Regions from separate parts of the Homo sapiens genome. Here region 1 is linked to region 2. Evidence: chromatin contacts called from ENCODE Hi-C data. All regions are on one chromosome and are shown on one strand. The core of a region is the stretch at or near the end of the contact, and the rest is flanking DNA. Distances in the headings are between cores, read along the strand shown. Region 1 holds the start of PTCSC2 (papillary thyroid carcinoma susceptibility candidate 2). Region 2 holds the start of BARX1-DT (BARX1 divergent transcript).

What was found. Hi-C counts contacts between places; a loop is a spot of excess contacts on that map. Pooled maps may share reads with other maps.
Region 1: a map of naive thymus-derived CD4-positive, alpha-beta T cell shows a loop between it and region 2 (10-fold over the local background). The contact joins the promoter of PTCSC2 here to the promoter of BARX1-DT in region 2. A Hi-C loop is called at or near these places in 1 of 168 maps with a recorded cell type or tissue (naive thymus-derived CD4-positive, alpha-beta T cell), 2 of 37 single-sample maps with no recorded cell type and 7 of 50 pooled maps.

Annotation. Positions count from the first base shown.
Region 1 is chr9:97,849,881-97,856,704 of GRCh38, forward strand. PTCSC2 (papillary thyroid carcinoma susceptibility candidate 2) reads right to left here and starts at 3,200. Exons shown (of 11, transcript NR_147055.1): 1 at 3,036-3,200. FOXE1 (forkhead box E1) reads left to right here and starts at 3,346. Exons shown (of 1, transcript NM_004473.4): 1 at 3,346-6,824. The coding sequence starts at 4,035. The coding sequence ends at 5,156. RefSeq lists an enhancer at 1,813-2,314.
Region 2 is chr9:93,952,822-93,959,240 of GRCh38, forward strand. BARX1-DT (BARX1 divergent transcript) reads left to right here and starts at 3,013. Exons shown (of 2, transcript NR_144455.1): 1 at 3,013-4,047; 2 at 4,692-5,101. BARX1 (BARX homeobox 1) reads right to left here and starts at 2,534. Exons shown (of 4, transcript NM_021570.4): 1 at 2,103-2,534; 2 at 75-366. The coding sequence starts at 2,325. It overlaps LOC124902216 (a long non-coding RNA gene), which reads left to right and starts at 2,705. Exons shown (of 3, transcript XR_007061672.1): 1 at 2,705-2,819. RefSeq lists enhancers at 1-552, 553-1,116, 2,528-3,059, 3,060-3,590.

The sequences.
Region 1 (6,824 bases), core at 1,950-4,449, 3.9 Mb after region 2:
CAATCCAGGCCCAGTCTCCTTCCAGCTTGAATTTCCATGGTTTCTTTAATAGAAGAACTGGTTACCTCTGCGTCTGCATGCAGGGGAATCTCCGTCAAGGAATCTGGAGGAATTTTCCTTGACTCCTTGGACCCCTCTCGTTTTTATTTACAAAGTCGCCCATTCAAAACTGAGGAAAGCAGCTGTTGCAGAAGAACATCTTCTAAAGATTCCCAATAGCACCTCCAGCCCCCTATGCACATAAAATGGCCTGCTGCAGGCTGGCTTCTCCAGGGGTGCTGGGAATACTTGAAGGGCTGAAGATCAGTGGGAAGCAGAAATCACTGGCCTGCCCACATCAACACCAACCCACCCCTGCTGGATTGGGAGAATGATTTCCAAGGGTCTGGAACCTGCCCTTCCTAACTTCCAGATGATTCATAAACGTTAAGGAGCACTGTGGCAGAGAAGAGGGGAGGACTTGGCCATGACCATGTTCCTTCTCAAGAAACTGAGAAGGAAGCAATGGGAAGAGATAGGAAATGCCCCGAGGAGATTTTTGTGTATGGTTTTGATCCAAACGGGTAAACTTGTGACCTGTGTACTCACCAAATCATTTAATGTGAACTCACTGTGGACTCACAGAATCTTCAAATGCATTATTCAAAGAGAACATTTATGAAATAGAAATTTAGGGGTCCTTGGTTTGCGAAAATCTTAGAATCATGATCTTGGAAATTCTAATCTCATGATGCTAGGTATTTGGTCTCGGCCACAGGAGTAGCTTGATATTAACAAAGTTTGAGAAAACCATCAGAATTCTAGAAGAATGAGGTCACAGACACAAGACACTGAAGAACAGAAAATCCTGAGACAAGAAGGCTTTTAGCCATAGTCGTTGCAGCTTAAAAGTAGAGGATCATAAAGTCATGGGACTAATCATTACAGCATATAATCACAAACATTAGAAGAATTATTGGAATCAGATTATTTGAACTACAGAATAGCAGATCCAGCACTAACATTTTAGAATTAAGGAAGGAGAGAACTGCGGATTTACAGGATTCAAATTCTTCCAATCAGACATTCCTAAACAGGAATTCAAATTAAATAATATATAACTTAGAGTGGAAAAAATAAAAAACTGGAGAAGTGGCAGCTTCAAGAGTGGCATCATATTTTCAGGCACAAAATCTTAGGTCCCCGTTTTTTGTTTGTTTTGTTTTGCTTTTAAGAGACCGGGTCTCCCTTTGCTGCACAGGCTGGAGTGCTGTGGCTACTCACAGGCACAATGATTGTGCACTACAGCCTGGAACTCCTGGGCTCAAGCGATCTTCCTGCCTTAACCTCCAGTAGCTGGGACTACAGGCTCCCGCCACCGTGCCTGGTTTAGTCCCAGTATCTTAATACATAGGTTTTTAGACTTTGACTAGAAGCTTAAGTCAAAGGAATATAAGCATAGTCAAAGTTAGACTCCCAGTCTTGGAATCTTAGAATTACAGGGTCGCAGGATCGCAGGATCGCATTCTTTAGATTTATGGAATCACGTTAGGACAACGGTCGTCCAGAATTTAAAATCTAGATATCTGAATCTCAGAATCTTGAAAGTTACTGAGAGCCACGAAATCCCGTATTAAAAGGTGCCTATAATATAATCCAGTTAAAAATTTTAAAATTTGAAGTTTTTCCTCCTTTGTAAAAACGAAACAGGACGAAATCTGGGTTTTTTGCTTCTCCATTACTTGGGAAGAAGGAAACCAGGAGTTTTGTTTAGCGAGTGTAAAGCCCCTCTCCCTTCGTTCGACCAACCCTCTGCCGCAGAAGGTTGTCAAGCAAACGCTTTGAGCGTTTCCACACACCGGGTCGACGGAGCAAGGATCTGGGCTTTGCCTCGCTCTTCCGAAGGCAGCTGCCCAACGCTTGGCCGGGCTTAGCCTGCCCTCAGCTCACCGCCACGAAGAACGCGACTAAAACCCTGGAAGGCATGCCACCCGTTACTGGCCAGAACTCTCGTCTTGGGATCTCCCACACTCACCTGGCACCACCATCCGCGCGGCTCTGCACCCACAGCCCCGGCCCGCCCCCCCCCCCCACCCCGGAAAGCTGCGTCCGGGCTGGAGCCACTGGAACCCGCGCCAAGGCCCGGAATCCTATACGTAGCAGGGGCCTCGGAGATCAGCACACGCCCTCCAGCTGCTATTTAACAGAGTAGAACACTGAGGCCCTGCGAGGGGACAAGGACAGGCCCTGGATCTCCCAGTGAATGGCCAGGGAACGAACCCGGGCCAGAGGGGCCGCGCCGCGAGGATCTCAGGTTAGGACCAAGTTCCGGCTCAGGGACAGCAGGAAAGGAACTCAGAAATTGGACACCCATGAAGCAAACGTGTCCCGACTGCCCGCCCCTTCCCCCGGAGACGCGCCCACCCGGCCACCGCTCTCTTCCCACTCCCCCATTACCCGCAGCCCTCACTCCCCGCTGCGGGAAGGGGCTGCTTGGCTGCCTCTGGGGGTCTTCAGAGCTACCCTGGTCCCGGGGGATTGGAGGAGGAGGTTACCTATCCTGCGTCGTCTTTAATCCGTGCACCACTATCCATCAAATAGAGACAGATCCTGGGCCTCTCAAAGACGGATGATTGGGGGTGGTGATTGGCCTATCCCTAAATATCTACCACGCAAGGACTCTTGAGAGATCCAGACCCCGGTACAGTCGAGGGACCTGGGGCCCAAAAAGGGAAAGCGGCTACCTCTACCACACAGTTGGGAAGCGCAGTCCTAAAGGAGACGCAGGTTGGAGACTCCGCTAAGCGGAGAAGCCGCAGTGGGGCCATGGCAAGTCACCTTCCCTTTCGGGCCTAGGAATACTCATTCGAAAGATGGGGGGACTGGAGTGCCGAGTGGCTGTGGCAGCCACGATTGGGGTTTGGAAACCATCCTGAAAGGCCCGGGGAGCCAGTCTCCTGGAACTTCTCCCTCCCCATTCCCACAAAAACCAAGCGCCCTCTCGGCCAATTCTCACCCTCTCAGGACAAAAAAGTGAGATGAGCCCGTCCTTTCACCTGCGAGTCCAAGCCCTTGGCAGAGGCCTGAAAAGTCCGAAAACTCCGAGTTCGGGCGCTGAGGTCTCCCGAGCCGGTTCCTGAACTCTCCGGGCCTCAGTCGATCGGGGTGCGGAGGGGGCCGACCCGGGGGATCTCCAAGCGCCCTCCCCGCCCTGACGCTGTGGGGCTCCTACCGCGCCGCCACAGCTGCTCCTACCTGGGGAGGTGCGCCCGGGCCCCGGGGGGCGGGCAGTCGGGGGGCGGGCAGGGAACCGGTGCCGCCCCACGCTTCGTGGCCCCTTTAAGGAGGGGAAGCCGGCGGAGGGAGGAGCCGGTCCGGTGTGTGCAGGGGAGCGCCTCGCCAGCGGTCCGCAGGGCTGGAGACCCACGCCGTGGAGAGGACCAGCCTCAGGTCGCCCCGCCTGGGCCCGCGCCCCGACCTCGCTGCCCCCGCCTCGCCTCTCTGCCCGTGGCGCTTACGGCCACCTTGGCCTCGGGGGCAGGGCATGGGCGGCCCCCGCCAGATCGCCCAGCGCCAGTACTAACTGCCCTCGCTCTGGCCTTCGAGCCCGAAGCCTCTTCTGCGCGCACAACCTAGGCAGTAATCCTAAACTAGCGGGCACCACAGACCAGCTGCAGCCACCCCAACCCAGGGATCACTTCCGGACCCCTCGACCGCCCGGCACCAGCGCGCAAGGGACCCTTCAGCCGGAGACCAGAGTCCAGTCCCGGTCACGAGGCCACCGCCGCTGCCCGCCTCGAGAAGCACCACGCGGGCTGAGCCGTCGGCTAGCGGGTCACTCCCGAGCCTCTGTCTGCACCGCGCCAGCCCCAGACCACGGACGCTGAGCCTCCAGCGCGTGCCAGCCTGGGCCGCTGGGCTCTCGGGGCCAGCCCGCGACGATCCCCTGAGCTCTCCGCAGAAGGGCCGAGCGTCCGTTCCGGGGACGCCAGGCCCGCCCCCGCCCCCCGACAGCCGCGGGGATCCAGAGCCCGGGGGTGCGGGACGCCCGCGCCATGACTGCCGAGAGCGGGCCGCCGCCGCCGCAGCCGGAGGTGCTGGCTACCGTGAAGGAAGAGCGCGGCGAGACGGCAGCAGGGGCCGGGGTCCCAGGGGAGGCCACGGGCCGCGGGGCGGGCGGGCGGCGCCGCAAGCGCCCCCTGCAGCGCGGGAAGCCGCCCTACAGCTACATCGCGCTCATCGCCATGGCCATCGCGCACGCGCCCGAGCGCCGCCTCACGCTGGGCGGCATCTACAAGTTCATCACCGAGCGCTTCCCCTTCTACCGCGACAACCCCAAAAAGTGGCAGAACAGCATCCGCCACAACCTCACACTCAACGACTGCTTCCTCAAGATCCCGCGCGAGGCCGGCCGCCCGGGTAAGGGCAACTACTGGGCGCTTGACCCCAACGCGGAGGACATGTTCGAGAGCGGCAGCTTCCTGCGCCGCCGCAAGCGCTTCAAGCGCTCGGACCTCTCCACCTACCCGGCTTACATGCACGACGCGGCGGCTGCCGCAGCCGCCGCCGCCGCCGCCGCCGCCGCCGCCGCCATCTTCCCAGGCGCGGTGCCCGCCGCGCGCCCCCCCTACCCGGGCGCCGTCTATGCAGGCTACGCGCCGCCGTCGCTGGCCGCGCCGCCTCCAGTCTACTACCCCGCGGCGTCGCCCGGCCCTTGCCGCGTCTTCGGCCTGGTTCCTGAGCGGCCGCTCAGCCCAGAGCTGGGGCCCGCACCGTCGGGGCCCGGCGGCTCTTGCGCCTTTGCCTCCGCCGGCGCCCCCGCTACCACCACCGGCTACCAGCCCGCAGGCTGCACCGGGGCCCGGCCGGCCAACCCCTCCGCCTATGCGGCTGCCTACGCGGGCCCCGACGGCGCGTACCCGCAGGGCGCCGGCAGTGCGATCTTTGCCGCTGCTGGCCGCCTGGCGGGACCCGCTTCGCCCCCAGCGGGCGGCAGCAGTGGCGGCGTGGAGACCACGGTGGACTTCTACGGGCGCACGTCGCCCGGCCAGTTCGGAGCGCTGGGAGCCTGCTACAACCCTGGCGGGCAGCTCGGAGGGGCCAGTGCAGGCGCCTACCATGCTCGCCATGCTGCCGCTTATCCCGGTGGGATAGATCGGTTCGTGTCCGCCATGTGAGCCAGCGTAGGGACGAAAACTCATAGACACATCGGCTGTTCACACGTTCCCCGCAATCTGAGAACGAACAGGAATGGAGAGAGGACTCAACTGGGACCCACGTGGAAAAGACCGAGCAGGCCACAGAGGCTCGGTCTCCCCGCGCACAGCGTAGGCACCCGGTGTACTCTGTAAACGGGAGGAGGTGGGGCGAGGCAGCCAGAGCCCTTGGACTGGCACAGGGACCCTCGATGGAGCGAAGCCCTCAAACGGGATGCTTTCTGGTATTCTATCGGGGAGGGTCCTTGGCGGTAACCAGAGGGCAGCGTAGTGTCAACACCAGAGACCAGGATCCAAATTGTGGGGAATCAGTTTCAGCCTTCCATGTGCTGCCGGAACTCGGGCCTTTTTACGCGGTTCGTCCTCTAGTGCCTTTAACTGCGTTACTACAATAAAAGGCTGCGGCAGCGCCTTTCTTCTTAAAGTGAGGAGGACAAATTTGCAAAAGAAATAGGCTTTTCTTCTTTTTTAAATTGGAGAAATCTCTGCTCTGGTTGACCTGGGCTGGTTTTCCCTGTCTCTGAGAACTTGAGACCTAGCTCCGAGTTGAACTGTGCGTCAGCACTCCAGTCCCATCACCTGAACCTTCAGTCTCCCCCATCTGTTACACTAGAGGGCTGCAGGACTCTATCCACCGCCCCCGGGTTATCATTCAGGGCCCCATCATCTTGGATGCTGCCCTGCGTATTTGGCAGCAATGGTGGGCCACCCAGGGCCTCTGAGTAGCCACCCAAAGCCTAGCCGCTGTTCTAGGGAACGGAAAAGAGTTCATGGCCAAGCGTCTAACCTAAAGTCCCAGGATTGGCTCCAGGCAGCAATTATATCATAACTTATTGAACTTTTGAGCAGGACGTGCTGGTAATTTCATGGCTGTTACTGCCCAGTCATAAATCTGCTTTTCCATTATAAGGCAGAGAGAAGTACATTCGTTCATTTGTCCACTGTTTCTTGTCATCACGCAGCCCTGGACCCAAAGGGTGAACTAAAGTTTAAGGAGATGAGAGGATTCAAGGAGCCCGTTGGTGACGCCTTTCAGTAGCTGGGGAGGGCTCTTCCATCCCCAGCACCCCCTGCTACACCTCAGCAGCCTCCCCCATGCAAAAAGGAAAGAGAAAAATTAAGTTAGGGCAGTCAGTAAAGTGAGCTTTAGAAAGAAACTGGAATTTTAACTTCATTTTGTATCTTGCTTAAGTAGCAGGCTCACTAAAATTAGAGAAAGTCCAATAACTCTCCCCCTTTCCCTTGAGAAATCTTTAAGTTTCGATTCTGGAGCAAAAACTTTCAGCATTAAATATTTCAGAGGCTCCATTCACAGCTTTCAGATAAACTGGAGTGTTCAGATGGACTGTTTTAATAAAAATCTTTGAGCAAGTGAGTTATGGCAAGAGAAACTCAGCCTCTTTCTGTATAAACTTAACAGGGAAGGGCTGGGGTGTGAAAAAGAAGATTGTATGAAAACCATTGGTAATTTTTATTTTTTATTTTTGGGACTGCACTATCCTGTTCACGAAGACATGTGAACTTGGTTCAGTCCAAATGGGGATTTGTATAAACCAGTGCTCTCCATTAGAAATATGGTGCAAGCCACATATGTAATTTTAAATATTCTAGTAGCCACATTAATAAAGT
Region 2 (6,419 bases), core at 1,763-4,262:
AGCAGGGCGCACCCTCAGCAAGGCAAGTGACCACACTCCCACAGCCCGCTGGCCCCAGCCTTGTACCGCCCTACCTGTCCGGCGTGGAAAGGTACTTCTGCTTCTCGAAGCGTTTCTCCAGGCCCATCAGCTGCAGCTCGGTGAACACAGTGCGGCTCCGACGCCCCTTCTTGGCTTTGGTGCCTGGCTCCCCAGGGCCTGCCGCCTCCAGCTTCCCGCGGAGCTGCAACTCGAGCGGCAGGTGTGGCGCACCCGCGGCGCCGGGCAGCCCGGGCCCTGCCGCCAGCAACGCAGAGCTCAGCCCTGAACAGCCCAGCGGCGCCAGTGGGAACTTGAACACCGCCGCCTGCTCGGCCTTCAGCACGGCTGCGAAGAAAGAGAATGAGGACCCGGGTGAGCTACGGCCGCGCTCCTCTGCCCCAGGGACTGCCGCACCACGTGCCGCGGGGGTGCTCGCGCTTGGCCAGTGCCTCCCAGCGCAAAACCTCCACGCCCTGCCGGTCGGCGCCGGTGGCGCAGATGGAGACCCTCCTCAACGTTGCCGTTCCCCAGATTTGGGAGGGAGTATCTCCTCGACCCTGTCCGTGTTCTGTCCTGGAGTTCCCCAGGCCTCAGCTGCCTCTGAGATCTCGGGGTTCCTGATGAACATGTTTGCAGCTGCGAGAAACTCGGAGTGTGTCTTGTCTTTCGGGGAAAGTAGAAACCAAAAAGAAAACGGCAGCTGGTCCTAAGAAGATGGCGTTTGCTCCAACCAAATCAGCCTTGCTGCGTTAGAAAAAGAACATGCACGGAGCGTGCACATTTGCTCTTCCGTGCGTGGCACAACAGCCATGCGGTGGCCAGGAGTCATCTGGGCCGGAGTTGGGTGCTTCCCGGAAATTCCAAAGTACCCTGAGAACCTGGAAATTATTGTTCACGTTTTCTATTTTCAGACGCTTCCCCATGCAGATGTTTCCATTTTCTTCAGTCCTAAAATGATTGTGTGCCCGCTTCAAACGAATTAGTAGCAACAGAGCAGATGGAGACGAAAGGTAGCCGAATGGCCGAGTCCCAGCTGGACTTAGAAGGAGCGCGCTGGCCCTGCCGTCTCCAGGCTAGGGAGCACCGACTAGGAGGTGGGGGGGTGCAGGGAAGGCGACTTGAAGGGCTGGGGTCCCGGCTACAGCGTAGGAGCCTCCCTTCCCCGACAGGCCTGTCACTGAGGTGCGAGTCCTAGCCTGGCTGGAGTCGGAAAGGGCAGGGCAAGGCGCAGGTAAATGTGGGGCAGAGGACCCGTAGGGAAAAGGTGGGAGATGGGAGGCAGGCCGACCCCAATGAGAGAAGCGAGGGAGGCCGACCGGCAGACGGTTGGAAAGCGAGATAGGGAAAGACAAGACGAGGGTGGAGTGCGATGGAGACAGCACCATCAGGGCAGAGCAGGCCCCGCCAAATTAGAAGAAAGGGCAGAAGCTGAAAAGGTCTGCGCAGGCCGTTCAAGCCCTGCAGAGGCCCAGCCGACCTGAAACCAGAAGGGACAGCCAGGCAGCTGCTCACAGTCAGGCCTCTGGCCCCAAGGCAAGGCCGAAGCAGGTCCGCACTGCGGCCAAGGCCGCGTTCCTCGCCCGCTGGAGCTCCCGGGGACTCCGGGCCGGCTTGGGCCCGCGTCAGCACCCAGCCCTCGGGAGCGCAGGCCTCCTCCCCAGAGGTCCGACTTCCCTGGGTTGGGCAGCCGCGGCCACTCCCGGCCATCCCTCTGCGGCGAAGCCCAGGCGCCCGTGGCCTGAGGTCGCTTCCACCCACGAGAGTCCGTAGCCTGGCAGTGCGCCTGCACTGGGGATGCTCACTCGGGGTCCCCGGGCTGGAGGCCGAAGGGAAGCAGTGAAGGAAAGAGCGAACACCCTCCCCGGGCGGCCCGCGGGCACGAGGCCTGGTTTCTGTGAGGCCTGGAGCTTGCACCCTCCGCCTCCCGCCTGGAGGGCTCCGAGAGACGGTCCCAGAACCTGCGCTCCCAGAGCAGCTTCCCGGGGCTGCTTCGATGCCGGAGGAGGCTCGGGGCGCCCCCGCGGTTCAGCTCGCTGTCTCCCGCCAAGCCCGGCCCGCGACCCCGCGGCCGCCACACGTACCCAGGTGGCTGTGGAAGGGCCGCGCCGCCAGCAGCGCCTGCACGCCGAACTTCAGCAGCTCGCCCGCCGCGGCAGCGGCGGCTGCGGGCGCGGCGCCCTTGGGCCCGGGTGGCTCCGTGAGGATCTCCTCAATCATGAAGCTGCGATAGCGGTGCGGCCGGTGGTCCGCGCAGCCCTCGGGCGGGCCGAAGCGCGCGGCGCCCGGCTCCCCCGGCCGCTGCATCGCGGCGCCCACTGCTGCGCCCGCGGTTTGGCGGCGGCGGCGGCGACGGCTTGGCTCCGGCGCGGGGCCCGCGCGGGGCTCTAGGCCGGCCCGCAGCTCGGGGCGGCGCGCGGGCGCCGGCTCATGCCCCCTCCCCCGCCGGCCGGCCGGGCGGAGGCGCAGGGCGCGGGCGGGGCGCGCGGGGCTCGGCCGGTCGAACCCGGGACTGCGCCCCCTCCCCACGCCGCCGCGCCTCTTGCCCGGCCAGCCCCGCGTCACCGCCCCGCCCCGCCCCGCCCCGCGCCGCCGCCCCCAACCCCTAGGCTGAGCCGGAGGGAGGGACCCAGAAGGGAGGGAGGCGGAAGGGAGGCCAAAAAGGAGGGGGCCACGTGAAAGAGGCCGGCCGACCGAGACCGAGGGAGACTGAGCGGAGCGCACGCCCTGGAAGGAGAGAGCCGGAGAGTTCGGGAGGCAAGACCCCCAGAGACGAGAGTCGGAGGGATCAAACGACACAGGTGAGAGAAGGGGCAGAGGCAGACGGCGTGGGCCAAACAAGATTCCAGACAGTGATGTGAGGGCACCAGAGACGCCACCGAGATGTGCGCAGAGAGACCAAAAGAGGCGTGAGAGCCAGCGGGCTGTGACGTGACGGAGGGCACAGAGGCAGGCGGGGCAGAGGAAGGGGGCGGTAAAGAAATGGGAACAGCTAGAAAACCGGCGGCTTGATCGGCTTTTAGGTAGCCCCGGAAAGGTCGGGAGGAGGAGGGGCAAAGGCCGCGCTCCTCAGCTGGGAAGGAGGTGGTCTCAAGCAGCCTCCAGTCCCGGGCTCAACACCGCCAACCCGGCAAGGGTGAGGCAGCGTTCAGGGATGCAAGGGGCAGAGCGGTAGCGGCACCTGTGCACCCCTCCCACCTCTGCCTCAGTTTACCATGTACGGCCTCATTTCTCTCCGGGCTGCCCTGAGAGAAAAATGTTCTCCAGCCGAGATTTGCTTGAATTGGAAATTCAAGTGATCCATGGACACATCCTCCTTGACAGCCCCCAGAAGACTGTAGGCTGGTTACATCCCCCTAGTTAGAAAAGGAAAAGGATTCGAGGAGAAGGGAAGGATGCAGCTTTGCCTTTTCCCAGCTTTGGGGCATCAAGAAACTGTTACTGGGCGGAGTTGGGGCCAGGGGGCCAGTGGGTGCTCTGAGAGTGTAAAGACCAAACTCTGGTGGGACCTGGCTCCATTGCGGAGCCTCAAAAGCTCCAACATGGTGGAGGAAGTTGGCAGTACCTTCTCTAGATCTTTCTTTCCATCCTTAGAAGAGTATAAGCCCAAGCCGTGGAGTGAACAACCCCAAAGCTACCCTACGCTGAACTCCTCTCTTTGGTCCTGCCACTACTGGTGAAACCACTGACCCTTTCTGGGCCTGTTTCCTTACCTGTCCTGAGGAGATGCTGACCTTTGGCTCCAGAGAGACTGTGAGAACTCAGTGAGGGGGTCCTGCACTCCGAGGGTCCTGCACCCTGGGAGCCCTTAGGTCTGTTTGGAGAGAAAACAGTTCCTCCAGGCAAGAGGGGAGAAGTGTCCCCAGGAGGTTGGGGGAGGAGCATCTGCCCTCCTCCTTCTCAGGAATCACAGGGCCTACCTCCTAGCCCCATCCACCATTGCCAGTCAGCGCCTGATGCACTGGGGGTGTCCTGGGCCACCCGGACTTCCTCTGTGAGCTCCATGTGGGGCCTCAGTCTTTACCTCAGGTAACTAGGGCTTACCACACCTACAGCCATGCCCCCCACCCAAGTTGAAGTCCTTTCTCCAGCTCCAGCTGCTGGTGGGGAGGCCTTCAGGCTGGCCCTCAGTCCCTGGCACCTGCCCCAGACTCGGGAGTGGGGGTGGGGGGCAGGTGGGGACTAGGAAGTGGCCCAGATCCTTTGTCTGTAGGGCCTGGAGTGAGGACAAAGACTACCTTACTCTGGTAAGATCCCAGTCCCAAGAGCCCACTGTCTCTCCTTCCCAGTTGTTGCATGACTTTCTGAACTCAGAGTTACCATTGGGACTGAAAGAAGGTGGCCTCAATGGCCGCCAGTTGCTTCGGACTCCCTCGGAGAGTGGTGCTGTGAGCCTACATGGTTCTTTGGAAAGGGTGGAGAGGGGCGCACTAAGAGCAACAGTATCCCACACTGAGCAGGCCTCCTCCTGAGAGACCAAGAGACCAGGAAGCTGGCCCTGTCGCTGTTGGCCAAGCAGCCACTGACATCCTACCTGGCAAATAGAAACAAGCCAGTGTCTCCTGGGAGGCTGGGGCAGCCCAGTCAGGCTCCCCCTATCAACGGGTAGACTCAGAGAACCCTCCCTAGATGAGTGCAATAGTATCACTCAATCCAACCATCTCCTTTTTCAGATGGGAAACTGAGGCCCAGCAAGAGGCAGCCCTGGTGCAGGGACTCCAGTGAGTAGGGCTGGTTTACTATTGCTTCTTGTACAGAGCCATATCAAGCTCCTTTTTCCGGCTTCCTCCCTCACCTCCCCCATCTTAGCAGGGCCCCTGCCCCTTCCTCACCCCCTGGCTTCTGCATCTCCCTAAGGGCATAGCCTAGTGGTGGTTTCTCCCCTGAGTAGGCCCAGCTAGCCTCTGTCCCATCCCCTGTTATTTGGGCCCTAACAGAAGCTACCCAAATTTGAACCATCTCTGCCCCATGCTCAAGACCTGAGGGTCTCACATCCTCAAAATGGGTCCCCAGATTCCAGATCCAAGGATTTGGGGATCACACTGTTCATCAGCTGTCACTAAACTTATTTTACTATGAGCCATCCCCCTGGGGTAGCTTCTTGGTCAGCTTGTGGGGAAGGGGGTCATTTTCAGGATGGAGGCCTCATCTCTAGATTTTGGGGAGTCAAAAGAGTAGTGCAGCCCAGCCCTCACCCCATTCCACAGGTGTGCACCCCCAGCTCCTTGGACTCTGGCCAGGACCATTTCCTGCAGCCCCAGGCCAGCCCTGCAGCATGAGCAGAGGGTGGCTTTGGGAATGAGGCCCTGAGGGCTGGAAGGAGAATGCCCAGCGCCTAGGGAACTTTGGGAGACCGCAGCTGGCTCCAGGGGCTGAGAGAGCCAGGGTCCTGCCCCCGGTCGCCCAAAACACCTCCCTTGTAGGTCTGTCCCTGATCCCCCGGCTCTTGATAGACACAGCCTCCCCGTCGCCCGACCCCAGGGCAAACCAGCAGATAAACCCCTTTTAGGCGAAAATTACACAAAAACGGCGGCGGCGGCGGGGCCTCCTCTGCTCAGGCACTGCCGCGTTGGCGGCCGAAAAAAGAGGGTCCCAGAGAAGGGGAACCCCCTCCCTGTCGAGGACACCGAGGCCCAGAGAGGGGAAGCCTCCTCCCCAGTGGGGTGCAGTCTGGGATTGCAGTCCCCACCCCAGGGGCGCAGCTGCCAGCCCAACGCCTGGGACACACCCCCTCCCGAGGCCTCTAGCCGCCGCCGCGAAAATCCCGGAAACCGTCCTGCTCGCGGCGGGCGCAGTGGAAAAGGTGACCTCAGCGCCCCGGGCCAGCCGCCCTCCCTAGCAGCCGGGCGGCGAGGGGCTCCGGGCGGCAGGGGTTCCTCGGCGCCGCCCGGTCGCTGGATGAGGGGCCCTCGGAGCGCAGAACCGGCCCCCTCCCCACCCATGTTCTGCCCCTCAGACCCTACAGCCCCTTTGGAGGCTGCGGGACAGGGAGGGGACCACCTCATTCCCACAACCGAATCCCCTAAGCATTCAGGTGTAGGTTCCAGAACCACCTCCCCTCCACCCACACCCTTCTCCTACTCCAGCGCCTCCCAGACGGGATTGTGAAATGGCTCCGCGTGCGAACGGGTCCAGGAGCCGTTCGTTGTACAGAGGAGGAAGCTAAGTCTGGAAGGAGCACTCGAGCAGGCTCAGCGGCCAGCAGCCAGCGGCAGGGGGATCGTGCATCGCTTGGAGGGCGCTGGGCTCTCCTCCATCCGCCTCAGCCGTGGGCAGTTTGTTTCCGCTCCCACTTGCAGCGGGTCTGCATCTTAATTGGCAAAACGAAGTTGGGGCCGCGGTGGAGCGGAGGCTTCTTCCAGAACGGTCAGCTCACCTCCGGATGCGGTCGTCCGAGCAGC